6 separate regions of the Mus musculus genome follow, and all the other regions are linked to region 4. A link is a loop called in an ENCODE intact Hi-C map of the cell type or tissue named here. Cell type or tissue: left cerebral cortex. All regions are shown on one strand. Region 1 overlaps Anks1b (ankyrin repeat and sterile alpha motif domain containing 1B). Region 2 overlaps Anks1b (ankyrin repeat and sterile alpha motif domain containing 1B). Region 3 overlaps Anks1b (ankyrin repeat and sterile alpha motif domain containing 1B). Region 4 overlaps Anks1b (ankyrin repeat and sterile alpha motif domain containing 1B). Region 5 overlaps Anks1b (ankyrin repeat and sterile alpha motif domain containing 1B). Region 6 overlaps Anks1b (ankyrin repeat and sterile alpha motif domain containing 1B).

Evidence for each region. Peaks named below come from ENCODE experiments on the same cell type or tissue, not always from the same donor. Only the 100,000 strongest peaks of a DNase experiment are listed, where the experiment ranks them.
Region 1: a loop joins it to region 4, with 2.9 times the contacts of the local background. A loop is called at or near these places in 4 of 42 quality-filtered maps.
Region 2: a loop joins it to region 4, with 9 times the contacts of the local background. A loop is called at or near these places in 12 of 42 quality-filtered maps.
Region 3: it touches region 4 in a loop (2.7-fold over the local background); 5 of 42 quality-filtered maps call a loop at or near these places.
Region 5: a loop joins it to region 4, with 4 times the contacts of the local background. A loop is called at or near these places in 6 of 42 quality-filtered maps.
Region 6: it touches region 4 in a loop (2.5-fold over the local background); 6 of 42 quality-filtered maps call a loop at or near these places.

Annotation. Positions count from the first base shown.
Region 1 is chr10:90,371,095-90,376,094 of GRCm38, reverse strand. All of the region lies in intron 12 of Anks1b (ankyrin repeat and sterile alpha motif domain containing 1B), which reads right to left. Among named protein-coding and RNA genes, the nearest start is that of Anks1b, 500 kb to the right of the region's middle. In left cerebral cortex, a CTCF peak has its summit at 2,409 (motif pointing right); a DNase peak (open chromatin) is centred at 2,406.
Region 2 is chr10:90,149,181-90,154,180 of GRCm38, reverse strand. The region is part of intron 8 of Anks1b (ankyrin repeat and sterile alpha motif domain containing 1B); the gene reads right to left. Among named protein-coding and RNA genes, the nearest start is that of Anks1b, 280 kb to the right of the region's middle. In left cerebral cortex, a CTCF peak has its summit at 2,489; DNase peaks (open chromatin) are centred at 1,933 and 2,549.
Region 3 is chr10:90,492,172-90,497,171 of GRCm38, reverse strand. All of the region lies in intron 12 of Anks1b (ankyrin repeat and sterile alpha motif domain containing 1B), which reads right to left. Among named protein-coding and RNA genes, the nearest start is that of Apaf1, 590 kb to the left of the region's middle. In left cerebral cortex, a CTCF peak has its summit at 2,107; DNase peaks (open chromatin) are centred at 1,994, 2,750, 3,512 and 3,941; H3K27ac peaks cover 2,850 bases.
Region 4 is chr10:90,688,165-90,693,164 of GRCm38, reverse strand. All of the region lies in intron 17 of Anks1b (ankyrin repeat and sterile alpha motif domain containing 1B), which reads right to left. Among named protein-coding and RNA genes, the nearest start is that of Apaf1, 390 kb to the left of the region's middle. In left cerebral cortex, a CTCF peak has its summit at 2,823 (motif pointing right); DNase peaks (open chromatin) are centred at 2,839 and 4,103; H3K4me3 peaks cover 596 bases; H3K27ac peaks cover 2,140 bases.
Region 5 is chr10:90,577,692-90,582,691 of GRCm38, reverse strand. The region is part of intron 15 of Anks1b (ankyrin repeat and sterile alpha motif domain containing 1B); the gene reads right to left. Among named protein-coding and RNA genes, the nearest start is that of Apaf1, 500 kb to the left of the region's middle. In left cerebral cortex, no CTCF peak of the experiment used is centred here; DNase peaks (open chromatin) are centred at 2,548 and 4,676; H3K4me3 peaks cover 2,979 bases; H3K27ac peaks cover 4,884 bases.
Region 6 is chr10:90,232,887-90,237,886 of GRCm38, reverse strand. All of the region lies in intron 9 of Anks1b (ankyrin repeat and sterile alpha motif domain containing 1B), which reads right to left. Among named protein-coding and RNA genes, the nearest start is that of Anks1b, 360 kb to the right of the region's middle. In left cerebral cortex, a CTCF peak has its summit at 2,407 (motif pointing left); no DNase peak of the experiment used is centred here.

The DNA of each region.
Region 1 (5,000 bases), 320 kb after region 4:
ATTCTGATAGATAGATAGATAGATAGATAGATAGATAGATAGATAGGTAGGTAGGTAGGTAGATAAAAAAATCAAATGATCATTCACTTATTCAAGTATTTAACTTCTGTTGTAAGTTAGTCACCATTCTAGGCATTAGGGATACTTTTTGTTTTGAGACTCAATCCCTCTACTTAAGGGGCTCATGAAACTCAAATAAATGTGGCCATATATAATTTGCAAGAAGTACACACAAGGCACCAAACCTGGTGGAGCTAGGAAAGGCTACACCTAGGAGATGTGGTCATGGGGTCATGGAGGTAGAGGGCTCATGAATGGTGCCTGCGCCCTAACAAGAGCTTGGAAAGAATCCATTTGTCTCCCCACGTAGACACATAGAGAACGTTCTGTCTATGAACCCAAAAGCTAACCACCAGGTCTCCTCGATGTACATTTCCCAGCATCCAGAAGAGAAATACTCTTCCATTGTTTCAGTTATCCAGTTTACAACTGGGTGTGGTTGCACATCTTTAATCTCAGTACTTGGGAGGCAGAGGCAGACAGAGCTCAGTGAGTTTGAGGGCAGCCTGGTCTATATAGTAAGTTCCAGGATAACCAGAGCAATATAGAGACCCTGTTTCAACGACAACAACAACGACAACAACAGCAAATTAACCAGTTTAAAATCTTTTAATATAGCAGCTTTAATAAACCTTTAATTAAATTACCTGACAGAATTGGACTCTATCAGGCAGACTGGATGGGAAAACATTTCAAGTTGATAGAATTGAGGAGCCATTTGCACTAAGAATAATACGCTCAGGAGTGCATGGTATATTTGGATAAAAATAAGAAACATGATATGAGTAAGTTGTATTGAATAGTCATTTTTGGTCTTGCTCACATAAAGATTCTTTTCTTCAAGAATGGACAGATAACAATTTTATTAACTTTAATGGACATAATAGCTAATCGGCTTATAACATATTATATTAAAAGTAACTGTGAAACGATCTCACATTATTAAAGTAAGTAGTAGAAGTCCATATCAAATTCATAATGAACCACTTGACAAGAGCTCTGTGTTACACACTTTATAAAATTTCCCTAGAGATACATAGTTCCTGGGGCATCATATGGATATTCATGTGTATTGGCTTTTTATATTGCTTCAGTTTATAAGCTCCTATAAGCTTATAAAGTTTATAACTATTGCTGTAAGTTTATAACTGTCATAATCAACAGTTTTCAGGGGGCTTTCAAAGTGATTTCTTTTAAAGTTTGATTGGGTTTGCTTGAGACAGAATCTAGTACAGTAATACAGGGTAGCCTGGAAATCACATCACAATGTCGTCAAGGCTGGCTTCAACTCAAAGCAACCCTCCTGCCTTAGCCTCCTGAATACAGAGATTAAAAGCAGGAGCCACCCTAGTTTAAAATGACTGTTATAACTGAAAAGCTTCTTCTATTACGACACACATTTTTAACTATCCACAAGGTATGCATGCACACATTTTAAAAAAGAGTTTTCTTTTTCACAGTGCAAAGGATCAAACCCAGTGCTGCGTACACAGCGATGAAGCACACGGACTTCTCCAGCAGTAGACCAGGACGATCCAGTATGTGCATGAGAAAACGAAAGCTCTGCTGGCTTTAATGAAGAGCTGGGTCTCAGAGACAGGAAGTCTAGAGAGGAGGCATCAATAATGCAGGGGTTTTCGGTCTGGATGGTCCCTAATCCAGTCTCCCATCCTTTATCTTATATCTCAAGATTTCATTATTAAAGCATTAGCCTCACAATTTATTACTTATTCATACAAAAATATTTTTTCAGGGAAAATAGGAATGATAGAAAATGCATAAGTGATACCCAGGTGGGGTTGGAGATGCGAGGTAGAATCCTTCTCTCTCAATCATGTAAAACCACAGAGAACAAGGGATTGGCATGGATCTGAACTGTGCCTTGGGGCCAGGCAAAATGAGAGGCTCCTTACCCAAATGAATAGAACATGGGGCACTGTAATAATCCTCTACCTTTGTATTCCTTGCAGTGAGTTTAGAGGCTCATAACACTGTAGATTTATCCAGATGGTTTACATGAGCCACAAGTCTTAACTGGGTTCTGACTAAGGTCTAACTAGGCTGATATCCAGGCAATGGTCAAATCTGCAGTGCCAACTTAAGTGTTCAGGGTCCTCTCTCAAGATCCTGTGATGCTGGCAGAATTCGTTTCCTCACAACTTTAGAGTTGTGTGGCTTGCTTCTCCAATGCCAGCAGCACTGGGAAACAGACTGTCGTTTCTAGTCACTAGCTTCTAGATCTTGTATTAAGAGATCACATGACAGGTACGGGTTTACTCAGCCAACTCTGCTAGGGGTTGAGTCTGTCTGTAATGCTCATCTCCTGGGATTTGGTTTGGTTTTAATACATGCCTTCCAGCAGATGGCGCTGTTTCATGCTCCTGTACAACCTTAGGACATAGGTAGGGTTGGTTGCGAAGTGGGTGGCAAGTCTTAGGAGCTATGGCCCAACTCCATTTCACCTTTCCCTTCTCCCTCTCCCACTCCTTCATCCTTTCCCTCCCCCTCCCCCTCCCCCTCTTTCCCTTTCCTTCCTTTTTCTCTCTGTGTGCCTCTCTGTCTCTATGTGCCTCTCTCTGTCCCTCTCTCTCCATCTTTCACTTCCTGTCTCTCTGTCTCTCTCTGTCTCTGTCTCTGTCTCTGTCTGTCTGTCTGTCTGTCTGTCTGTCTGTCTGTCTGTCTGTCTGTCTCTGGTCCTTGATATGAAAAGCATTGTTCAAGCAGCCTTATGCCCATGTCTCACAAGAAGCTTTGACCTCATCTTCCCCAACACAAAGGACTGTACTCTCTCAGACTGAGTAAAAAATGAATCACCTCTTCCTTAAATTACTTATATCAGGTATTTTTCACAGGAATGAGAAAAAAATAGTATGATCTTTTCTTTGATTAAGTTAAAGTCAATGATGGAGAATTCGATTGCATCTACCACCCACTCCCATACACACTTTGTTATAAAACACACAACAGAGTTACGGCCTATCATCACCTTTGTCATTGGCAGCAGTACATCACAGCTTTCATGTACTCAAGAGGCTAGGGTTCAGAACGCAGGCATCAGGTGCCGGTTTCAGAACTCTGCCTGCCACAGGTGCCAAGCAACAAGTAGAGGAGCGATCGCTTCCAAAGTCGAGCTAGGGAAGCAGAGAGGAGCTGCTCTCTCTGGTACATCGAAAGCTGCCTGGAGCTTCTCTGGAACAAGTTCTGCCTTAGGTCTTCCGATGACGTCACACAAAAGCAAAGCCCTTGAAAAGCAAGCACCAGGGTCAGTACAAAACCCACCTTCCTTCTGTCACAGCCAGGGATACAGAACAGAGCAGGAAACACTCTCCCAAATGGAAACAGTAGCACCAGAGGTGCACAGAGAGCAACGCCCAGTTGTATGGACATCCTTTTCAACCAGGGGTACGGAGGGGTTTCTCCCCAGCCGGCAGTATAGACTGCAAATCCAAGGAGACTCCCCCAACCCCAACTCCATTTTCTGTTTGTCTGTCTGTCTTTTTTTTTTTTTTTTAGTTTTTCAAGACAGGGTTTCTCTGTGTAGCCCTGGCTGTCCTAGAACTCACTTTGTAGACCAGGCTGGCCTCAAACTCAGAAATCCGCCTGCCTCTGCCTCCCGAGTGCTGGGATTAAAGGTGTGCGCCACCACGCCCAGCCCAACTCTGTTTTCTTATACATTAAAATCCTATTTCCCCTCAGTTTCATATTTAGCCATAATAATCACACGTATGTCTCACAAATATAACTGATTGGAGAGGGGCAGTTCAAGCGATTCAAAAAAAAAAAAAAAAAAAAAACAATCTCAGCAGAGAAAATCAAATCAAATAGAAAAACTATTCATCACACTGAAGTAGACAGGGTAATTAGAGAGAAGATACACGCTGTGGTGAATTGGATTCTCAAAGAAAATTCCAGACAATGAAGCAGTTAGATTTTCACCTGCATTAGCTCCGGGTAAAAAGCAAGAAAAAATCGAGTTAATAAAATGCTGTTTGAAACAAAGGAAGATCTCTCACGACATAACATCTGTGGGATTGTGCCCCTCGATCACTGCCACCTTGTGTCTCCTGGAATTTTAACCACTGGCTGTCCCCCCTGGTGACACACATCCAGTGTACGGTGCCACCCATCCTAGGGCACATTGAACTAGGACATGGAACAAGCAAGAAGAAATCCCAATCATGTGCACAAGTCAGTCCACTTGCTTGCTCGGAGCGACATTAGAGATATCAGATTCAGGTGGCCAGCCAGACTCACTTCACCCGGATGCTCCATACATGTGCTGAAGACTTAAGAATCCGGGTTGTGCTTGCTGCCTTAACTTGGTGATACCCTCCCTCCCCAAAAGTATATATTCATTAAGCATTAGTAACATCAACTCATTTAAGCATCTATGCTTTCCCACGTGTATTTTTTTTTTTATTTTGTAGTACTAGTTCGATGGAAAAAAGAATTTCAAAGAAGAAACTAATATATATATATCCACCTGCAAGTTCTGTTCCACCTACATCCTTTCCATTCCCAGGGCAGGTGAAGAGATGTCCTTGGGTAGGAGAAGGTGGCTGATCACGTCAACAGCCTTGAAAGGCAGATGCTACCTTAAGGCAGCAGATTTCGGTCTGAAGAACACGAGCAGCCTGTTTCAGGTGGGGAAGGAACTGACCAAGTTTCTGGTGAAATTTCAGAAAGAAAGGTGGGCATGAGGCAGGGAAGACAGAGAAACGGCACTGCATGGGTCTCCTGGGATTTTCCTGCTGGGCTTTTTGTCTTAAAAACAACAACAATCAAGTATCTGAGAGGCCACATTGAAAGAAAGACCTGGTTTCCTAGTCTCTTATAGATTCCGGGCGTCGCCGCATCCTGTTGAAGTTGATAGTTCTACATGGAAAGGAATAGGATAACCTTGGAGATATATTTCCTGAGCCCCCCTTCTTTTTTTATTT
Region 2 (5,000 bases), 540 kb after region 4:
AAGTTATTTTTATTAGATATTTCCTTTATTTACATTTCAAATGTTATCCCCTTTCCTGGTTTCCCCTCCGAAAACCATCTATCCCCTATCCCTCCCCCTACCCCCTACTCACTAATCCTACATCCTGGCCCTGGCATTCCCCCACACTGGGGCATAGAGCCTTCACAGGACTAAGATCCTCTCCTCCCATTGATGACCAACTAGGCCATTCCCTGCTACATATGCAGCTGGAGCCATGAGTCCCACCATGTATTTTCTTTGATTGGTGGTTTAGTCCCAGGGAGTTCTAGGGGTACTGGTTTATTCATATTGTTGTTCATCCTATAGGGCTGCAAACCCCTTCAGCTCCTTGAGTACTTTCTCTAGATCCTTCATTGGGGACCCTGTGCTCTGTCCACTGGATGGCTGTGAGCATTCCTAAATTATTTTTATTACTTTTATTTTTTTACAGTCCAGCTGTTGCCCCCCTCCTTGTGCCCCCCTCCCACAGTTCCTCACTTCATTCTTCCTCCCCCTGTCTCCAAGAGGATATTAGTCCCCCACAAGACCTCCCTACTCCCTGGGGCCTCAAGTCACTGGAGGATTAGGCCCTTCTTCTCCCACTGAGGCCAGACCCGGCAGTCCTCTGCTATATATGTGCTGGGAACCTCAGACAAGCGCATGTATGCTGCCTGGTTGGTGGCTCAGTGTCTGAGAGATCTCAGGGATCTGGATTAGTTGAGACTGCTGATCTTCCTATGGGGTCACCCTTCTCATCTTCTTCCAGCCTTTCCCTAATACAACCACAGGGGTCCCCAACTTCAGTAGGTTCCTAAGAAAATTGAAAATAGATCTACCTGAAGACACAGCTATACCACTCTTGGACATACCCAAATGATACTCCACCATACCACAGGAACATATGTTCCACTATGTTCACAGTGACCTCATTTGTAATAGCCAGAAGCTAGAAACAACCCAGATGTCACTCAATGGAAGAATGGTTACAGAAAATATGGGTCATTTACATAATGGAATACTCTTAAGCTATTAAGAATGAGGACATCATAAGTTTTGCAGGCAAATGGATGGAACTAGAAAATATCATCCTGGGTGAGGTAACTCAGACTCAAAAGAACATGCATGGTGTGTGCTCACTAATAAGTAGATTATCCAAAAAAGACAAGAATACCTAGAATACAATCCACAGAACTCAGGAAGCAAAAAATTATTTGGTTTTTTTAAACTTCTTTTTGGTTTATATTTCTATACAGTATATTTTGATCATGATCCCCACAACCAAAGTTTTCCCAGATCCTTCTCATCTCTCTACCCATCCAATTTTAGGGCCTCACTAAGTGCCAAGGCTGACCTTGAACTCATGTCATAAATAACTGGGATTACAAACCTGTAATACTGAAACCCTCCTTTGCCTTTTCATTTATTTCATTATATTCAGTCCAGACTACAGTCAAGTAGAATTATTTAGCCTTACACAGTCATGTCCCACATTTTTATCCATCCCGTCTACCTTACTTCTCTATTCAGTATATAATGGGGGTTTAAAATATAGCTTCTATAAGCAGATAATCCTGGATTCAAATTCAAACTGCACATTTCCAGATCTGACCAATCCCAGCCTTGCTTGCCTTACTTACACAATAAAAAAATAACACTTAGACGTTCTTTTTCCTCCTAATCAAATGAGGTGATAGATACAGAGTGACTGGCATATGATAAGTTTTCAATAAATATTAATTATTATTTTAGCCGCTATTGTAACTCTATGGATTCAGGTATAGTTCAGATTTTGCCCTTTAGGTAAACATTTCCCAGATTTCTCACAAACCTAAATTATATCACTCTGTTCTACATGTCGACCATTGCTTATGCAAGCATGCACATTATGGCATTTCACATAGGCCTTGAAGTAAGGAAGCACAGTGCCAAAAAGCCTTGGCTGCTTTGAAGTCAAACAAGAACACATTAAGCCTTAGCTCTGCACCTTCTTAGCTAAGCAGCTTTGAGTAAATACTTAATCTCATTAATTCTCAGTTTCCTTGCTTGCCAAAATAGGTGCATTGATCATTTCTACTTTTGTAAGGCGCTATGAGGCTAGAATTACTTCCATAACTAACACATAAAATCGTCATTATTGATAGTTTTACTATCACAATCACAAAAGGATTGGGATTGCACACAGAACACTTTGGCATTTACACATATATAGTGTGTTTAACTTCCCCATTCAGTTTTAATTTATTTGAAAGAAAGTACAGACTTATTCATTTTTGTGTCATCTACAATGTGTTGTCTATAATAAACTTACTAAGTGTCTATTAGATAAAGTACTGGATAAATGGGCTCTTGTTTTAATTTTACTACATAGAAATCATATTAAGGATTGTATTGCAAATATCATGATTGAAACTTCAGCTTTATCTTACAATAACCATTACAAGTGGCTATAACAAAAGCATGGAAAATTAGTGGTTTAGCACTGCCCTCTAAAGTCAGAATAGAAATCTGCAATGTAAAACTTATTTTGAAAAAGAAAATATTTTTATTAATTCTTTGAGAATTTGACATAAAATTTTGGTCCTATTCATTCCTCTAACTCCTCCCACCTGCACAGTCTCCTCCCTTTCTGTCCACCTGGAGTCCTCTTTTTTTAAAAAGGGGGTCTACATAGCAGCAAACGTCCTAATCCTTTGGTTCTTACAATTTTCCACACGTTTTTCTTATATGTTCCCTGAGTATTAAGTGTGGTGTGTTGTCAATGTACTAATTGGAGATGGGCAGCCCATTCTAATTGACCTATGCACTTCGGCCAGTTGTAGCTTTGAGTAACAATTCCCATCTGCTGTGAATGAAGCTTCTTTGATGAGGGGTGACAGCTACAGTGATCTGTGAACATAAGGATGGGTATTTAGAATACAGTTATTGTTTATTCTGCTTTAGTAATGTAGAAGGTATTTCATCTAGGCTCCAGGGCCTTACTACCCTCAAGAAGTTGACTAAGTTTACAGTGTCAGGCTTGGATTTCCTCCCATTGAGTGGACAGGACTATTAGAGTTGTATAAAAGGTATTTGAAAAGCCTTTATCAAAATAAATATAATCATATATATGCATATATGTATATGGAAAAGAAACCTCATGGACACACGGAAGTATTTCTTTGTTTCAAATGCCTTTTAAACTTTTTACTGAACACCTATAGTTTTAAAGGTCCAGAAGGAAGAAGGTGAAAATTCCACAGAAAGTAGATCTTTATTTATATAGTCTAAGCTTAAGAAAGATTAAGATAATTCTGCATTACTAGACAAAGAGAAAAGGAGCCACAAAACATAAATTTCATGGAGAGACTATTTGAATTCAATTTGAGAAAAGTAAAGTCATGTTACTGACATAGGACTGAAAACAGGATTTCCTTTCAAATTATATCTGTGTTTCATATAAATTGTTTGAATATAAAATATATTTACACACACACACACACACACACACACACACACATATATATATATATATATATATATATATGTACATATATATACATACATATATGTAATATACTGGCATTAATAATTTATAACATACTTCAGATATGTAATAGCCGGTAAAGTTGGGCAAGAACTTTCCCTACTTTAAAAGTGAATAAAATATTATCAAAGATATTACTGTTTGTAAGTTAATCTCATAGATAAAGCTAGTTTAAAATTATAAGTGGATATTAGCCCAGAAACTTAGGATACACAAGATATAAGATACAATTTGCTAAACGCATGAAACTCAAGAAGAACGAAGACCAAAGTGTGGACACTTTGCCCCTTCCTAGAAATGGGAACAAAACACCCATGGAAGGAGTTACAGAGACAAAATTTGGAGCTGTGACAAAAGGATGGACCATCTAGTGATTGCCATATCCAGGGATCCATCCCATAATCAGCTTCCAAACGCTGACATCATTGCATACACTAGCAAGATTTTGCTGTAAGGACCCAGATATAGCTGTCTCTTGTGAGACTATGCCGGGGCCTAGCAAACACAGAAGTGGATGCTCACAGTCAGTTATTGGATAGATCACAGGGCCCCCAATGGAGGAGCTAGAGAAGGTAGCCAAGGAGCTAAAGGGATCTGCAACCCTATAGGTGGAACAACAATATGAACTAACCAATACCCTGGAGCTCTTGTCTCTAGCTGCATATGTATCAAAAGATGGCCTAGTCGGCCATCACTGCAAAGAGAGGCCCATTGGACTTGCAAACTTTATATGCCCCAGGACAGGGGAACGCCAGGGCCAAAAAGGGGGAGTGGGTGGGTAGGGGTTTGGGGGGGTGGGTATGAGGGACTTTTGGGATAGCATTGGAAATGTAAACAAGGAAAATACCTAATAAAAAATGTTTTTAAAAAAATTATTAGTTCAATGACTTGAGGGCCTGCTACATTTGACCACATTGTAAAAGAAGGTTTCTAATCATTAGAAATCCAAATGAGAGCTTGGCATCTATTTGATTTTATTAAAGAACACTTTCATGTCAACTCCTTGAGTTCTATGCAGGTGTCATCAAAAATCCTAGAAGAGAAAGAACATTAAATGACAGCTTACCACTTCTCACTCCTCCATCAATATTTCTCTTTTATAAAGTGAAAAAAAAAATCTTAAAAGTTCTGAGGAGATTTTAGAGAGATTTGTTTAACTTGGCTTGGCTTTTACCAAGGCTTAGAACATAAGGCAAAATTTATAATTTGAAGACAAAGATTCTGTTTTACAAAAAAAAAAAAAATTAAATCAGATGATTGGTTAAATGACAGGTGCTTTTCATCAACAACAGAATTTCATTTTTTTTTGTGGGCTTTGCTCATTGGTGCTTCAAATTCCTGTACAATTATTATGCAAAGCAATATTACCTTAGGGTGTATCTTCTCTCCAAACTTGCATAATCTTATTATGCAGGAGATTTCACATGAAATTGTTACTATTCATCAATTCAAAGGAGGGCAGGAGTTATATAATAGC
Region 3 (5,000 bases), 200 kb after region 4:
TACTGTATATTCTTATAATTTTAAATGCATACATGCTTAGAGTTTTCAAATTTTTCTGGTGAGACATACCTCATATAATTTTGTGACTCTGAAAAGAGAGCAAGCAATGTCTTAGTGTCCTGAGCAAATTGTATTTGCATGTGTGTACCGCAGAAAGACCCTTTGAGTTCCTAGGCTGAGCTAGTACTTTGAAACAAAATACGTGCATTATAAAATGAATAGCTATAAAAAATTTATTCAAAAGTATCTTCACTGGAACCCAGAAGTATTTACTATAACCCCGAATAACCTGTATTCTACTAAAATGTAGATTTATTAATAGATGGATTTGTTATGTACATTTGTACCTTGTAATATATGAGATATTTTATATTAACAAAGTATTCTAAGGATTTTACAAATGAAGAAGGGTACTACTTCAACTACAGATGTAAATCAAGTAAATTCTTTGAAAATATGATTCTCCTGAGCTGGGTATGTTGCCTTTAATCCTAGTACTCCTGAAGTAGCACCAGGCAGAGCTCCATGAGTTCGAGGCCAACCTAATCTAGGTAGGACAGCCAGGGATGTTACACGAAAACAACCCTGTCTTGGAAAAAAAACAAAAACAAAAACAAAAAAACTAAACCAAACAAAAAACAATATAACAAAAAAACCCCAAAACAAAATAATAACAAATAACTACTACATGATATTTAGTTAAAAAATTATCATGCAAAATGGTCATATGAGTATCCTTTTAACATAAATCTAACATGAACTTGTTTTTATTGAAAAAAATTAACCTCCATCATAATAACACATCTGGTCTATACCTTCCAACAAGCTTTTAAAAACATATTGGGTTTTATCACAAATATTAGGAAAAGTGTCACCTATGGTTTTCAATTATCACATCATTCATTGTATGAACCCTACTGTAGCTTATCCTTCTGTTCCCCCTAGTCACAGAGCTCACTTGTTCAAGCTAGTTGTATCCAGATGTGACGAGTACCTTTACATCTCAGGACAGAGTGGCATTAGGTGAACCTTTGCGGCAACTACTTAGGATTTACATTCTCTTCCTTCCTCTCCCTCATAACTGAACTAACATTTCCAGAAGCAAGTGACAATATTTAAATAAACTCCAACTCCATGCAAAGGAATTTATGGCAAAGGTCACAGAGGGTAAGATTCCGTAGGTGGTAAGGTAAGGGGACACAGAAGGAGTAACATCCATCATGTGCCTTTTATGTTCAAGGTCATCCCATCTCTTTGAAGCCCTCTACTAAGCTTCTGAAGTAGGAGATATGGGCACTGACAGGGAATCACATAGCTCATCAACAGAGGGCCAGCTGTGGGATGTAAGTCTGATTTCCCACTACATTTACAAGACTTTGTGTCTCTAGCTTACTCAAAACTTCCTGTGGCCTCACTATCACATGCTGTCTATGAGCTCCTGAGTATCACTGGAGTTTGAAAAACATCCCAGGACCTTCCAGGTGTCAGCAATGACCTTGGGGGTATTTGGTCGGACTGAATAATCATCCCAAGATAGGTAGCAGATCATACTAAGGGCATCAGGTAGGTTGGTGATAACATTCTCCCCTGTAAACAATTTAAGGTCAATACCCGCTTTTCTGAAATCACATGCCAGCCAGCTCTATTGTCTTTTGGTTCATCAGTCCTACACCCTGCCAAAAACCAGCATCTAATGCAGAAGCCAGAGGATGCTGGGTTCCTGGTAGCTCCTGGACCAGAGCAGACCATGTAGTTTGGCTCTGATTTCAAACATTTATAATCTTTTCTCTTGCTCCCTTCGCTCAATATAGGAGAGAGGCTATCAGCCAATTTCCCCACCGTTTATAGCAAATCCCAAAGCTCCTTCATTTCCAGCTGCTCAGCTGCCTGGGCAGACTGTATTACTAAATTATTGTATCTTCTTGGTACAGTGCCTGATCTATCTTGGCATGCATTTTGCATTGAAAGAAGCTCCTGTTGCAGCAGAGGAAGCTAGCTGCTCTTGCTCTCCCACGCGCCCTTCCTCTGGTACCCTCAACCACTAACCTCTTTGTTCCTCCTGTATAAGCCAAGCTCCTAGGGGCAGTTTCTCATCTAAGGCTGTCCCCCTAGGGGTTAGACATTTCAAAGGATGCTCTGTGCTAGGAGTGTTTCCCACAGCTAGAGAGAGCCAGATGGGTAAGTGGCCTACAGTGGAGAACTGCATTTGGAACGAAGAGATTTTGTTTCTCCCTCACCAAAATGTATTTCTTTGTAATGCTGCAGTCAGTCCAGCCTTGTATGGTCCTCAACAGAAGACACTGCACTGTGGGAAGACAGGAAAAGAGCCCTTTTACTTAAATCTGTTGTTTTCAAAAGTATTGGCTCTTTGGTTTAACATATTTTAAAAACTTTCTATTTTTATCCTATGCCAACTGGTTATGAATGCTGAGAGAGAGAGAGAGAGAGAGAGAGAGAGAGAGAGAGAGAGAGAGAGAGAGAAGCAGAAGCACTATTATTCTGGAAAAATGAAACAAACAAAGTTTTGTCTTTAAAATAAAAAGAAAGTAATTTCTCAACATCAAAGGATGAAAATTATTTTTAATTACTCTGAAATGAATAACCATTCTAATTCAGGTTTCAAAGGACATACCTTGGACTTGAATGCAAGTCACTTAAATATCCTCAATTGAAGCTCTGGGAATGTAATGCATGCAAATGTGTCCTGTGAGCTTGCTATTCCTGTAAGCAATGAGCAGCCTAGATTTTTCTCACATACATCCCGAGAGATGTCTCATCTCCAAAGAGCAGGAGAGTCATCTAAAGTCTAGTCCTATTAACAAGACACACCATGGAAAATACACAGAAATGTTAAAGATAAATTCTATCTAGCAAGTTACATTTTAAATCAACATTGCTGTTGCTATGGCAAGAAAACTGAATGTAAAATAAAAGTCTTCTATAAGGGTTTGGCCCTGTAGTCATGGCAACAATGAATGATACTTAACTCTGCTAATGTTTCCATTTGATCCGGAGAGAACTAGATGTGCTTTAAAGCTATGTAACATGGCTTAGAAAATTGATTTTTTTTATTGCTATCTTTCAAATGCCCCTCGACCAATTAAAGAAGGGATCACAAAAATAACAGCCAGGGTAAGAAAAATGCAGAATGTATGGGCTTGTTTAGGTTTTCCATGATGGTGGAAGCTATGAGTGTCATTTTCTCTGAGATGCTAGAAAATGGAATATTCATTTAGCAAAATACTGCACAGCAATTTTCAGGTTGGGGGGCATCATGTAATTTTCCATAGATAGAAAAAAAAACATATGAAAAGCAATCAAATGGCAATTTCCACCTCTTTCATCCAGAAAAGGAAATATTAACTTAAAGTAAGAAAATATGGAAATCAATGTTCCCGCTCTGCAAGCGAGCAGCTAATTCTGATTTCTCCCCTACTTCCCAAGCAGTCTTTTGATTCATGTCCCTCCACGGACACATCCCTCCTCCTCGCACTGGCAAAATGCCCATAGTGCCGAAATGGACCGTTCTAAATCTTCCTCCTACTCAACCTACCAGCTGTGCATCTAATACAGCCTCTCGTGCTCCTGGATGGGACACTCTCATTAAGCCCCTAACTCATCTGCTTTCTTCACACCCCATGGCTGTTCTTTCCCATGCTCTTTGGCTTAGTCCTCCTCCTATCTCCAAAAGTCTGTCTCAAAGAGTCCTTGGGCTCAGCATGCTAAGCCTTGTTTCCTGTTTTGTTGATTGCTCCCTCTGCTAGCTAGTCATTTGCAGTCTTGGGCTTGCCTATTACCTAATTCATAACAATTGCAAAATTTCCATTTTTTTAGCCAGATTTCTACCCTGAACTCTAGATTTCTACCTCTGGGTTCCCTGTCATTTTTATGCTAATTTTTCTTTCTCACCCCACAACCAATTGTGTCCTAGTTCCCTGTGGTGGTTTTGCCTCTGAAATACACCTACATTCTGCCTAATTCTCGCACATTAGTTTCCCACTGGATGGTTGTGAAAGTCTCCTTACTGGTTTCTCAGTTTCTACTGTGTCTCTTCAGGCACTCCATGTCCCAGAGATCTGTTAAAGTAGACAGAGGGTAAGCAATAGTTGTTGCCTGTTGAGGTTTGGTCTTGATGTCTATTGCAATGCTAAGTGCTGGTCCCTAAGACCTGGAGTCCTCACACACGCTCAAGAGATGCTATGTGACCCTGCCCCCAAGTTATTTCTGATTGGTAAATAAAGATGTTACAGCCAATAACTGGACAGAAGAAACAGGTGGAATTTAGGAGAAGGAGAAGAGAAGGTGAGGAGGAAGGGAAGCCATTATGAGTTAGGTAAAAGTTCATGAAAATATTGTCCTGAGGATTAGCCAATTGGAAATGCCATGTTTCCCCCAAATGACCAGTTAAGACCAGCCCAGATGAAACATAGTAAATAATAACATGGGGGTTACTGATATAAAAGTAGATTCTAATAGCATAGAGGGTAGGTATCTGCTCAGCTCTTGTGCTGTTTAAGGCTTATTGTAAATATGAAAGCTGTGTGTGTCTATATGTGTCTTTTATACAGGAACTAAATGGCCAAAGGCTGGGTAGAAACCCTAGGTCTGGATGAAAATTCTCTTCAACAGCTGCCATGTTAACTAGGGTAATCCATGAAGGCTGAAACAAGAAAATCATGAAATGAAACCTCACTGAATGAAGACGTTGGTTCTGGGAGTAGAAATTCCAAGCAAATATTCAAGCAAATTGTGTACATGAGGTCTCTTAAAAGGATTTGGAGAATATGTTTGTGTGTTTATTTAATTACTTTCAAATCATCTTTAAGCCCACTTCTCTGTTTCCAAGAGTATCATTTAATTTTCCCCTTTGAGGTTAATAGCTAAGGTTTATTGAGTCATTGGAAGTACTTTTATATCTATCAGCTGTTTGGGTTCCACCCCTGGACAAGAGATGAAGATGCATATTTTACATGTCAAAGCAGACCTGGTTTCCAGGTTCT
Region 4 (5,000 bases):
TACCAATCAAACCAAACCACACCAAATCACAGTACACCATACCACACCAAACCAAACCACACCAAGCCAAATTGCACCAAACCAAACCATACTGAATCACACCGCACTATACCACTCCATACCAATCAAAACCACAGCACACCAAACCAAATCACACCAAACCAAGCCAAACCACACCAAATCACACCACACTACACCAACCCATACCAAGCCAAACTACATCAAACCAAACAAAGTCAAACCACACAGAATCACGCCACGCCACACCACAAACCAAACCAAACCAAACCAAACCAAACCAAACCAAACCAAACCACAGTAAGCAAAATGAAACCAAACCAAACCAAGGCAGACGGGGTTCAAATTCTAGCAGTCTGACTCTAGAGCCCAGCTTCCTCAATGGGTCCAGAATGGTTCTGGAGATGCTAAGGGTTTATGCATAGTCTGAATACAGATTTCAGGAAGAAAGCCAAACGCTCACTCACTCTTGGCAGCATTCTGCTCAGAGGTGAAAAGGCTGCTTGGGGACTTGCCCTATGTGGTGGTGTCACCACACTGACATTGCAGGTGGAGGAGAAGGAAGAGTCTAGGGACAAATTCTAGAGGAGAAGCTCGTCAGCGAAGAGAGACAGGCAGAAATGAGGTGTTTCTCTTAGTGCTCTAATCGGTGTGTTCCCTGGAACATGCCCAGAAGATTCAGTTAGCTCCTAGAACCCAGTTCCACCGAGAACCCGCTGGCTGCACCTCCACTTTGCGCAGAGTCTGCATCACATAGTTGAATGAGCACAGAATTGATTCTCCACGAGAGGAGACGTCAGGATTTCATCTTCTAAAGTAGGCTAGTCTGATGGCCAATGGACCTAATAAATAAACTCTCAGCATCTCACAGGTCTGGTGACTCCACTATCGTGCAGCCCGTTTATCATCCAAGTCACTGTACATTGATTTTGACATTCTTGATCCCAAACATTTAAGAGTCTGATAAAGTTTTCTGTCTGGACCTTTTACTTCTTATGTCTCATGTTCTTAAAGATGATTTTCATTAAAAAAAAAAACAACAACAAAAAACCTGAGTCAGAGGGGCTGGAGACATGGCTCAATGGCTAAGAGCACTGGCTGCTCTTCCAGAGGCTGAGTTCAATTTCTAGCAACCACATGGTGGCTCACAACCATCTATAGGGGGATCTGATGTCCTCTTCAGGCAGGCCTATATGTATATGTATATGTATATGTATATGTATATGTATATGTATATGTATATGTATATGTATATGTATATGTATATACACACACACATATATATGCAGCAGAGCACTCATACATTAAGTAAAATTTAATAAATAAATAAACAAATAAAACAGATTTAAAATTAAAAATAAAAATCCCGAGTCAGAGCTTACAAAGAATGATCTGACTACCCATAATTCCAAATGCCATTCTCCTTTGTTTGCTCATCAGAGCTGTTGTGGTAGACTGATTGGCCCGTATTCTCCATCCATCCCTGTGCCTATGTAAATTTACAGCTTGTTCTGTGAAGAGACAGGTCAGATCCTCTCCTCCCATGTTGATTTGGGTATTCAAAATAGTTCCTGTCGGCCATTTGTTAGGAGATGAGCTATAAGTAGAGGTTCAGCACAGAGCATGCCCAGGGCTGGAGAGATGGCTCAGTGATTAAGAGTGCATACTGCTCTTGTAGAAAACTTGTTGGGTACACCTGCCTCTGAGGCCTCTGGTCCTCATGCACCTGCATTCCTATGCACATATGCCCACATATATACACATACACATATACAATTACACATACACACAATACAACAAAACACCTTCAAGACATCTCAGTGCACACCTGTTTTTTGTTGTTTCTCTTCTATTGTAAGGATGCATGCTAGAGGACTGGGCAGAGAAATAAATCCTGGTCATGTCAGCTGTGATCATCCAAGACCCCGACTTTTCTACCCCAGTAGATCAGAGCCAGCTACAAGTGTGTGTGTGTGTGTGTGTGTGTGTGCGCGCGCACGCGCGTGTGTGGTCGGATGAAATTGGGAGAAATTTCCAGCCTAGTCTGGCTCATAAACCAAACAACTGCCAGCTGTTTTAGGGTGTGTATTTTTGCACGTTTTGTGCATGCGGCAGAATGGCAATCACTCACAATGCTTCTGTCAATCTTGGGAACGTGGAAACTGGATGGTTGCTTAGTCTTCTTTAAAGGAGAGAACCTGAGTGCAAAGCGCTGTGATCATATGTTCCTGGGTTATTTCTTCAAACCCGTGAGCGGTATCATCAGGGGCATAGAGAAGGTTATTAACTCAGATTTCAGGGTCTTGGAAATGGAGGGTTCAGGGTTAAGTGACTTGCCCAAGGAAGGCTTGTGGAGGAGCTAGGATCTAAAGCCTTGAAGAATTCTTTGTGAAACTGTGATTTTTTTTTAAAGCACGGTTACTAATCATTTTCCTTCCTTATTCTATTTTAAGGCATCTATAAACAGGTAAACAGAAGTGTGCTGGTGAGTAATATATGCATATTTAAAGGAGCCCTGTCACTCAGATTAATCTAATCTGTGGACTGCACTGTTTCCATTTTGGTAAAAACAATTTTAATCATGTGGTATTTGAAATTTGTGTTCGAATGTCTACAAAAAAATAAGAGTCTAATGAGTGACAAAGAGTCAGGAATAGGGAATGGTATAAAACTGACACAGAATAAACTTCAGTTCTACTCGAAAAACCACCACCACCACCACCAAACAAAAACAACAAAAAAAAAAGAATTTGGTTTTTCATTTAGTACCCTGTCCTGTACTTTAGGTACATTGCCACCAGGTGGCGGTAGAGCGTCAGACAAAAGTCTGTACAGTAAAACTGCTTCCAATTCTGAGGTTCAAGCTAACAAGCTCTTTGCCTGAGATCAAAAAGCATTTGAGACCACACTTTGCAGTTTAACATAATACATTCTTTAAAAACCAAAATAGCTTAAAATTAAACTCCTGGCAATCCTTACACATCTTTAAAACAGATATGAATTCTAAGCCACAGAATCACCGAGCTCATTACTATTCGTTCAAGGTTTCCACTGATTTCCATAATGGCGAATAGGAACCTTGTACCCTACCTTGATGGCTGTGTTGACCTTCCCCGTTTTCTCTGGCACATTACTTACTGCCCGTCTCTGGCAGGATAGCATGCATTATAGGTTTCAAAATTCTTAATAGTTTTTCTGGCTTTCTTTGTCCTTTAAGCATAATATCGGATTGTCTCTTAAAATAGAAACGGAACGATTTCTCCAGTGGATCAACATGCAAGAGTGGTTATTTGCATTTATACGCATTTGCATGTATGGAGGACGGCTCCTTTTTATTTTCTATACTCTATAGGGTATTTCATTAGGTATGTCTCTCAAATCTCACGGGAGCACGAGCAGTTTGTCATAATTTACCAGCGACACAGCCGAATTTCTTTAGTAACAAGTTCCGTCCTAAATGTCTTGAAAAAGGAAAAAGTCTCTTCAAGAAACAAACAAAAAATTATCTGTTGTATTAGAAATGTGAGAAAACCAGCAAAACAACAACAACAACAACAACAACAACAACAACAACAACACAAACCTCACTGGCTTCACTACAATGCTCTTTATTATATGATGCAAAAGTACAGTCTCAGAGAATAGGGACTACTGAGCTGCTTTGGAAAGTAGAGGTTCCCACCATTATGGGTCATTACATTTAAAATTTGGGGCAAATTCCAGACAGGTTTAGATTTGTTAGGTTCATGGCTCAGGGCTGAACGAAGAATCCAAGGCCTCTGGGTAAAGCCGCTATTCTGCCCTCCGTTTCAAGAACAAAGATCTGGGTGCCACCAGGTCGCTGCTGAGGGTCAAATGTCGGTGCACACATAGCTGCAGGTAAAAGCTCTAGCAGTTTTGTACCTAAAAATCAACATCGAAGAAAAGGGGGTTGGGTGGGAGACCCTCAGAGACTGGAGTTGCGGATAGGAAAGGACAGAGAGACCTCATTCTTGCAGACTGGCGTTTATACGTCAGATGGGGTAACCTGTGCTCCCCCAGCCCCCACGCACCGCCCCGTGAGCTGTGGGTGGAAGAAGCGAACACTGCTAGCTATGAAGATGTGTCCCAAGGGACCGGTTTCCAGCCAACTCTGGGAAAGTGATCTGGGGAAGTCACCGAGAAAAGGCAAAAGAAAAATAAAACCGGAGAGAAGAGAATGGGATGGGTAATAGCAAGCTGTCATTTGAGCCTCCCAGGAAGCCTAGCAACCAGCAGGCCAGATATTATTGTCCTCTATTTATACACCAGAAACCAAGTCCCAGAGAGGGAAGTGACTTAAGACCACATACTGAGTGGTGGATATAGGCTTCAAAGCAAAGTGACCCGATTCCAAAATAAAGATGAAAGAAAAGAGGGCACATTTGAAACCTGGCTGCACGGTGTGTCTTTCTCTTTATAAACAGTAAGTAAAATTTCCATCGGACAGAAGCTTAGCCTCCGAGGGGTCAAACTGAAGCCACGTTAGCCACCATCAAAAGCTTCCGTGGAATGTCTAATATTACCTTGTTCCTTTGAATACTGACTATAATTTACCGTCCTTTTGATACATGGGGTTTCGATTGTGAAAACCGACTCTATTTACTGACTTCTAATTTAGGCATGCCCTCAATGCTAGAGGCAGCCAATGGTGTTTTTATCATCATCATCATCACCATCACCATCACCATCATCATGATGCCCACCATGGCCTCTGTGCCTGATATAGACATAGCTGGAAATGGCTATATTACAGAGTTGCTGACTCAGCTACTTCTCCCTAAGTATGCCAGCTTCTCGCCATGCTTACCTTTTTTTTTTTTTTTTTTTTTTTTTTTTTTGATCATGCTATGCTCCTGGTTAAAATCCTTTGAATGGTTCCCCACTGGTGACAGAGGCTATACATTGAAATCACTTGGGATGCTTTCAAGCACTTCACGCCCAGGTGCCTCATGTGAGTGAGC
Region 5 (5,000 bases), 110 kb after region 4:
TGAAGCAATTCTGGAGATCAAATTATGCAAATGTGCTCCATGACTAAATTAGAGGCTAATTCATGTGAACATTAGTTAGTAATGGGAGTTACATTACTGGATTATTAGAAAATGGGGCAACATATTTTAGTGCTTAAAATTTTAATCAGAGTAACTTCCAGATGGAGGAAAAGGCTCCTTTCCATCACCAGATTGGAACCATGGCTGACATCCTCCCTGAGAGTCAGCCTTTCAGCATGGTCAATCTAGCACATGCTCTCATTTCTGACTTGCTGTGCAGCACAAGCAATCAGTATCCTTTCCCGGGCTAATGGCATGTATAAGAACAATTAATAGCTCTCGTGACACCAACATTTTCTCCTGTACCTTTAGACAGCTCAAAATATTAACATAATCACCCCAAACAGCATTGCTGCTGGACTCCATGAGTAAAGCAGATCACTAGGGAGACAAGACCATGCTGACGAGAAGTCAGCCTTTCTCTGTCCCCTACCACCCATTTGCTGTTGCTGCTTCCTGTATTTGTAATTTAGCTGTTGTCCAGATAAAGAATGACTCCCCTTTGGCACTGACTGATAGATACTGACAAATTTTAAATGTCAATGGTTGAAAAACAAAAAAAAAAAACAAAACCAAAAACAAGCCACTTTTGTAAGAATGAGTCCACCACTGCTGTCTGTCCTAAATGAGTTTGGAAATGTATAGATGTTTTTTATAATATGAGGTCATCCACTCAATTCAAAGCCCAGTCTGCTTCAGAAACAGGAAGATAGAGGAAATGGACATTTTTCTCTTATACTTATACATCATAAAAACTTCCTAGATTTGCCTGAAAACATTGTTAAGTAAGAAATCATCATGGAATGATTAGTCTTAGCCATTACGGTCAAGTTATTTCTGTTGTCTACAGGTCTAACTTCTTACTTGGATGGTGGTTTGCTAAGACTTAAAAGGTCATTTTTTCCAGACCAGCTGCAAAGCAAACTGAGCTCTTTGCTCTGCAGCAAAGTTCTGGAAAATAGGACAGATCTGTAGGTCTATTAGCATGTAACATACATGCACCACAAACATGGGAGAAAATTTTCATTTAAGTATGTACCTATTGGCCTCTCTTGCTTCCATCTTCTGTTGACCTCTATAACCTCCAATAGCTCCTTGGGTCTTTTTCAGTGTGTAACGGGAACTTCTCATTTTGACCTCCAGTTTGAGCTTTATGAATGCTATCCGCTCAAGTTCCCAGAAATGCCAATTTGTGTGTGGCTTCCAGTAGTACCTTTATAATCAATTCCATAAAGCCTTTATCCCGAACACTGGTCAAATCACCTCAAGTCAATAGGTCAACAGGAGCTGCTAAAGGAATGATGCACTATACAATTTCATTCTTTTCCCCTTTAGAATTTACAAATGTAAGTGTTGGGTAGTGAGGCCAGAGAGGCTCTGAGTCAGTCCTCCTCCAAGTAATAGACCCTTTGTAATATGATCTTCACACCACCAATCTGCTGTAGTACTGCTTAGGAGTGATAGATGCTATCACTAGCTCCATTTGCCTTGACTTTGAACTCCAACAGATTGTTTGCCTTTTCCATTATGTATTTAACTTAATATAGGAAAATCTGCTGATTGATTCTGATTGTAAGAAAAGATAAGGGGCAAGATTCCTGTCTTATATTCTATATGCATGAAGGAATGTTTGTGGGATGTGTAGGCAAATACTCAGGACAACAGTATGCCTTGACTGAGGGTCATGTTTTGTTCATCATCATATCCCTAGTAACTAACATTTTCTAACACATGGAAAATATTTATAGAGGACTCAATTCCACAGTGAGACAACTAATGCTCCATACTCTCATTGACCAAAAAGATTTTTAGTTTATAAATGAAGGTCCAGTCATGTCAATCTGTTGTGTATGTGGTGTTTACGGGTGAGTTTCTAAACATATAGCATTATGTTAGGAGCTGTGAGAAAGGCAAGGAAATCACACACAAAACAGACTTGCTGAGTTTCTCTTCTAGTAGAGAAGACAAGATATAGACGAATGGGAACTTAATTCCTAACTCTAGAACGATGGCTGCAAAATCCAACCACTAAGCGAGTTTGGAAAGACAAACTACTATGGACTAGAGTCCTTAAGGGAAGTTATGTAAACCAGGCAGGGAGAACTTTGAGAATAAAAAGTATAAGGGAAAGAAAGGAAATGACAGTCCCCGAGAAGCAGGAGAGGACATAAGGAGCAAAGACATAGAAATAGAGGGTTTGTGATTTGGACAACTTAGGGAGCAGTCATCTAACTCAGAAAAAGAAAGATGGCAGTAGCAATAAATATAATAAGGGAAAAACCAGCAAGTCTGCATAACAACGAACACATCCCTAAACTCCTTGTTGGGAAAATAAACAGCATTAAAACTTAGTCATGTTACATACACTGCAAAGGCTGAAGAAGCACAAGGCTCAGAGGACCCCACGGCTTCCCCAGGTCTGGTGAGAAGCAGGGAGATTGTGCTTATGCGGGGAGCAGATGTGATGTCTTTAGAGGAAGCAGGCAGGGCGGGACTAGGGAAGACTTCAGACGCATGACTGGTGAGGGCTTGTGATGTCAACACACACATGACTTCCCCAAAGTCTTAGCTGGCTTAATTAAGGCTCTGTTGTAGCCCTTCTTGAATTGTACCAATTTCTATTTATTTGTATATTCTTAATGATGCTTTGGATCTAATCTCTGTCCTTGATGTCCTATAAACCAGGATGAAGGCACAGAACAAAAGTTTATAATTCTTGTACCTATGAATCAAGGGTAAATATTAAGAGCCCGAGGAGAAGTGATGAAAGACAATAAAGAGTTAAAAGCATTTGGGGGAGGAACTTCCTTCTTCTCTAGCCATGTTCAGGAATCAGTATCAAGTCATCTTTACTAAAGTTAATGATTGTCATTAGATAAAAATTAACCATATATTATGTCTATGTTTAAGAGTATATAGAATATATTTAGCAAAAAAAAAAAATAAGCCTTGAGTAAATGCTTTCTTCAAATGTTATTTACACGAAACATTTACACTTAACCCACAAGTAGAATATGTTTCCATAACTAAGTGCACGCATGGATATACTATGGCATTTTAACCAACATTAATTATATCCTCTTGATGTCTACTGTCTTCTTCTAAAAAGACCTACACCACATCATGGTTAATGGGAGCGTGGTGCTTGTTGCTTAGGCAACAGAATGAATAAATGCAGGTCAGAATATGCCACAAGAAAAAAAAAAAACAAAAGCTAGACTATGACACCGAATGGAAGCTGAGCAGGTCTAACAGATTTTTACATTAATGAAGTCTGTTTCTTAAAGTGGGCCAACCACAGAGGGCTTTAAGCTCAGCATTAAGTAGCCTACGGCAACCAACAGACTATTATCGTAAAGGTAGACAATCTTTTCTCACAATATTGGCCCCAAACAAATGGTGCATGAAAGCCTGAAATGCACTAATTGATGACACCATTGAATTGATGACAACGTTTCATGAGTTACTTCATCTTCACAATTAATTAATCCTTCTACATGGCAAATCAAAGCTGTTGTTTTGATTTTGTCTCATAGTACAAGTCCTTGGCATATCTGAGTTAACAAGGTGATCTTATATTCTGGAAGATTCCATACACTACTTGGAAATAAACAGATAAAGCCACAACTTAGGATTAGACGTTGATCTTCCTACGATGCTCTTTTTTTTTTTTTTGGATGTATTTGGTGCACAATTCTCACATGACTGTTCTGCACACTCTTTCTTCAAATTCTCTTTAAAACCAGAGAGATTACCTTCTCATTAAATACATTCAAAGGGGGATTATATTTGTTCATAAGTGTTTAATACTCAGAGGAAAATTAAGCTGAAAGTTAATCATCCTTCAGTATGGACGATTAACTCAGTGAATCTAAACTTTTCACGGATCAGAATGGATTTGGACCAGGGCTTGGGAATGACATGCCCTGTTTCAGGTAGAGACAGGGGGGAAAAGTAGCTATGCAGAGAAATGTAGTCAATATAACTAATGCCAAAACAATACTCAATTTGTTTGCTAGGTCTGGTAATTATTAATACCATCTGTTTATTGCCCTAAGTAAGTCTTAAACCTCTCTAGGGCTGCAACAACTTCCCCTTCCATCCTATTTCAACAGAGTCTCAACTGTATAACCAGTGACTGTCTGATGGACACAAGAAAAAGAAACGCATAGCTCATTAATTAATTAAAAAAAAACAACAAGATACCCCTAAACGGTTATATGCATATATTACTTGATGCTCATATGATAGACCACATTTATGCATTTTTAAAAACCTTGTAGGCATACACATTTTTTGGTAGGAGTAGAAGTTTAACCATCTTAATAACCCTCAAAGCTGTAATAATTCAGTCAACTTTGGAGAAAAGCAATCTGGCAAAAGGAATGTCAAAGCTCTGACTAGCCCTCAGAGGCTTATGAAGGTGCTGCAGGTGCCAGCCTCAGCATTTTATCTCAGAGGAACGATTAAGGACACCTACGAGTCATTTGTGTGCTACATGCTTGTGACATGTAGGTCTCCCTAAATTTAGGGATCAGTGATAATGTGCGATGGGACCTTAAAAGCAAGGGAAGGTGAGGAGAACCGTGATGTAGCTTGAAGGAGCTTAACAAGGGGAGCTGATGAGTGTCTGGGGAGGTCTAGGAATGATTAGAAAACTACATTGTCGTTTGCATGCCTCCCATCCTCCTTCTCACCTATATGCACACTGAGAAGTTTGCACACGCCCGGTTTAGACTGCACACAGACCAGGACTCGAAAGTACACCGATGCATTTGGTACACCAGCCCCTTTCTATACATACCCTGACAGCTAATTGACCCAAGTGTTTGTTTTTCACCTAAAGTAACAAACAATAAATACTTCATGGCTCTTCTGTCAGCATGTGCTTTCGCTAAGCTAAGCGACCGGCTGAAGCAGCTAGCTCAGGAAGGGTCATC
Region 6 (5,000 bases), 460 kb after region 4:
GGGAATGGGGCAGACATTTTGAAACATCTTCAGACTTTTGAAAATGCTTTGCATTCTTTAGAGTCAATGCGGTTTATGAAGCAACATGAGGGTGTTCAGTTTTATAAAGAGTTAAAAAAAGAAAATACGTTGGCTTTAATAAACACCAACAACACTGAATCCTCATGATTGTGTATCTGTTAAGCAACTACTAGGTAAGTCAAGTAATGCTTGAGATGTCAAATTAAGAATTCCCCATATGTTATCTATCTTAGTTTCCTATTGCTGTGATAAAGGCAACTCATAAAAGAAAGCAATTAATTTGGATTTATGGTTTCAGAGAGTTCGCATAATAACGGAGCAAACGAACAGTTGTGTGCTCACATGTTAATCTACAACCACAAGGTAAAGAGATACTGGGGATGGCCTTGAATCTTTTGAAACCTCAAATCCCACCCTTAGTGATACACTTCCTCCATCACAGACACACTTCCTAATCTTTCCCAACAAGTTCCATCAACTAGGGGTTAAGTATTAAAAGAAAATATGAGCCTATGAAAGTCTTTCTCATTCAACCCATTCTGGCCACCTCAGGCTCATGGCCAAATCATAAGGCAAAATGCATTGAGTCCAACTTCAAAAGCCTCTGTAGTTTCTACAGCCTCAACACAGTTTAAACACAGTTTAAAGATAGAAAGTCTCTTTACAGACTCAAGGCCCTCTCTTAATTGTAACACCCTATTTAAAAAAAAAAAAAAGATACTTTCAACATACAGTATGGCAGAATATAAATTACCATTCCAAATGGGGGAAATGAAGACACTGTGAGGAAATACTAGACTGAAGCAAGGCAGAAATCCAGCAGAACAATTCCAGACCCTACAGCTCCATGTCTAATGTCAAAGGGCACGAATGCCTGAACCCTTCTGGCTTCGCTGTTTGCAACACACTTGTCTCTCTCAAGCACCCTGGTTCCACGCCCTCCTGTAGGCAGCTCTTCTCAACAGATATCTCACAGCTCTGGCATCCCCAGTGTCTTGGGGTTTCTAACACAATCCAGGCTTCATTTTTACACTTTGCACAATAGCCTCTCAGGGCCTCCATGCAGAGACTCCCCTGCTATAAGCCCGTCCTCGGTGGCTTTTCTTAGCTGTAGAGGGAGATTTCACAATCCTCTCACTAAGGTATCCTTTATAATTCTAAAGCTGGAACCATGTGGGAAACACTTTCAAGTTTTACCTGCCTACCTGATACAGAACCTGTCCCCACTGAATTGCATTTACAGAAGTGACAAAAGCTGGGTTGGGTGGGGTCTTTCCCAGAGAACATCCCTCCCTGTATTCTACCTCAGAATATGCCTTCTTCCCATCTCTTTCAGTGCAAATCTTGGCTCCAACATTAAATTTCCTGATGCCCTTTTTACTTCAGTCTGTATATTTTGTATTCCTTTTCTCTACTTGCTCTATTGCTTTGTAGATCTTCACAGAGTGTTTAATAATAGCCATGCAACAGAGTCAATATTAGGTTGTTTTGAAATCTCCACCAAGGAAATTAACCCAAAACTTTTCAATTAGCAGATTATTAGGTCATAGGCAGAAAACAGCACTATTCTTTGCCAAAATATCCCAAGAATGGTCTCTAGCCCAGTTGCTAACATTGCTCCCTGTTGAAATCTCTTGATCTGGATTGCTATAGCGACCATTACTCTCAGCACCATTGTCTTCCAATGTCCTACTCGGATAATCCATTAAGCTTCAGTTATAGCATTTAACTGTCTCCTAGTCCAAAGTCTCAAAGTCTTCCCCATCCCTCCAAAACAGCATGACCAGGCTAGTCACAACAATGCCTCATTCTGAGCACCAACTTCTGCCTTAGCCGCATTTCTATGGCTGTGATAAAACACCACTATAAAAAACAACTCGTAAAAAGAAAGTGTTTAATTCAAGAAGGTCAGAATTCCTAAGATAAATAGCTGAAAGCTCACATCTTGATCTATAACCATGAGGCAGAGAGAGGGAGACCAGGAAAGGCATAAGTGCTTTTGACCTTCAACGGCTGCATCCAATGACATGAATCCCTCAGCAAGGCCACACCTCTTCATCCTTCCCAAACAGTTCCATCAAACTGGGAACGGAGCATTCAACCAAATGAACCTATGGCAACCCATCTCATTCCAACCACCACATCATTGGTCTTCCTCCCACCCATGCTTGCTCTGGTAATGCAAGCTCCCTCTACCTTCCAGTATTCAAAACCAGATTCATCTCTATCTGGTCCAGATTCTATATTAGCCTGGAACTTCAAGTGCTTAACTTCACTTTCTAGTTAACCCTACGACAACATGTTGTTTCTGTATTCAAGCTTTTCTCTTATACAGCAAACACCACAGATTGGGCCATGCATAGCATCATTTTATAATGCGATCTAGTGCCCTCTTCTGGCCTGCAGGCATATATACAGGCAGAAAGCTATACGATGTATACTTAATAATAATACATAGAAAAGAAAATCCAGAACCCTCCTTTAAAAACATAAAATATAAAACCAACCATAATCCAGTTATTACAGGAATGTAAAGCATTATACAAGCCTGATATCAGCAAAAAGAGTTTCTCTCTTAAGCCATGACCATGAATGCTTCAACCTGCAAATTATAACTCCAATATGACACCAAAAAACACCTCCCTATCAGATTTTATAATTAATTTAAGGTAATAATTTTAGAACTACCATACAACATCATTGTGTAGAAGAATACCCCTTCTTTAGAATACCCTGTTAAACTCTTGGTTATCTGTGGAACATCGTGTCCCAAGTCTCCCTCACAAATGGGAGAGAATCACACCACGCATAGTTTGTGCTCCCAAGGGTGGAGAGTTCAGCCAGAAAATCAAACCCAAGCGATTCTGTTTGTGTCTATAACAAACATTTACCAACAGCTTGCAGATTTTCCATCCCAGTTGTGTGGACACAGAGACATTTGGTTTCAACATTTGCTTGGGTAATTGGGCCATGTAAATGCTTGCTTACTCTGCTGTGGCTTTACAAAGAAGATTTATGCATTAAAAATTCAGCTAAAAGGTTGTATAAAATAACTTCTTAGGCAACGATTAGGCACTAACGTAGTCCTACTGAAGTCTGTATTTTACTGAAGCCTAAAGACTGCATATTAAAACTTAAGGAAGCAAAGCATTACAAAGTGAGAGAAAATAAAAGGATTGCTTTACCTGAGACTGCAAGAATCACACTTAAAGTGGGAGAGTGGAACTGGTAAGAGAGAAGAAAATATATTACCAAATTTCCCACCTAAGTGTTCAGTGATTTGTGAAAGGTAAGAATATAAACAGAAATAACACCAGACCTCATAAGGAAAACAGGTTGCCACTTAGGATAAACTTCTCACTAAACTTTGTATCATGAGTGTACAGACTTGGTCTCAAGAAAACTGAAAACCGTGATAAGGATTAATCAAAGGTTCTATAAAAATTCATGCTCTTTAGTATGTATATTATAATGAGTATGCATATGAATTACCCCCACCCCAAAATTGGCCAATGATGACTCTAGCAGATGATATGGCAATCAGGGCAATGAACACTCTTGTCTGGGAATGAATTCACCTTTACCCGACAGCACCGAATCTTAACCGTGGGTTGCAGCAGTACCAGGTGAGCCATGGATACTTTGACAACAGTAAGAGGTTTCTGAATACACAATGACCTAATATTAATTGAAGCCAGATTGCTGCTGGGAGTGCTTCCCTATGTTGCATTCCGAGATTTCACTGTAGCCTCAATGCACAGTTAAGTGCACAGGTGAACTTTGCAGGATGCATCTTTCCATACAGTAGCAACCAAAGCTTCCTGGAAGGCATCAACTCTTGGGATAACGTTTATTCACCTGTTGTGACTGTTGTCTCCGAGGCTTACTACCTGCATCTGCTAACCTAGGCCTAGTCCTGGAAGCTTCTAGTCTTTGCACAATCTAATCTAGGCCAAGAATGTTAAACCCTTGGTTATCTGTGAAACATAGTGTCCCAGTCTCCCTCTGAGACTTGCTGCTGAATAAGCTCACCCTTTCTTCTGCTTCCTGAACTCGGGCTGGCTGGTTCAACTCAGCTGTTCTGGCTCAAACTCCTCTCCCAGCTGACTGACTCCATCTGGCTTCTCTCAGCCTCTGAACTGCTCTGCTTGGCCTCAAACTGATTTTAGCAATCCGTTCGAATCTTCTGGCTCCTTCTCATTCTCTGGCTCGTTCTGTCTTTGCCTGTGTCTAGCTTGTTCTCTCTTCAATCTGTCTCTGTAAAACTCTCCTGGTAACACTGCCTCCTTCTCCCTCCCTGGGCTGCTCCACTCTCCCTCTCAACTCTGCTGCACTGTTCCATGCACTCTACTGTATCCTGGACTGTATCTCTTCTCCTGTACTGTCTGTCTCTCCCTTAACTGCTTCCCTCTCCTCCCTCTTCTCATGAGAGTTGGGCATATCCTATTCTGTCACATCTTTCTCTGATTTGTCACTTTTTTCTGCAACTCAATTACATATCACTTTCAAAAGTGGCTGCTTCCTCCTGCAAACTACCTTTTCCCTCATTGTTTGGAATTAAAGACGTGTATAAGGATGTGTCTGTATTCCAGCCTGAGGGATTGAAGGTGTGCGCTAAGGCTTGATCTACACCCTAACTAGAAATGGGTTCAAATAGCCTGTAACACAGCTCAGATTTGACACTGTTGTCTGTTATGAATTGCAGTGTATTTCCCCCTTTCTATACATACAAAGCTTTCTTCTATTAGCAAAACACAGCAGCTTAATTTTCAGAAAACAAAGACCTTAATTTTCTTGCTGTTGTTCCCCAGCTTCTGAGGATCAAATTAGCTCATCTTCGGATGGCATTGTGTTATAATGTTTGGTTTAAAATTTTGTTGCTACACTTGCTAACACATTTCAAGAACAATCCTTAAATAAATTTTAACTTGGAATTAGGACAATTTCTAGAAAGAAAAAAAAAAACCTAAACACATTTC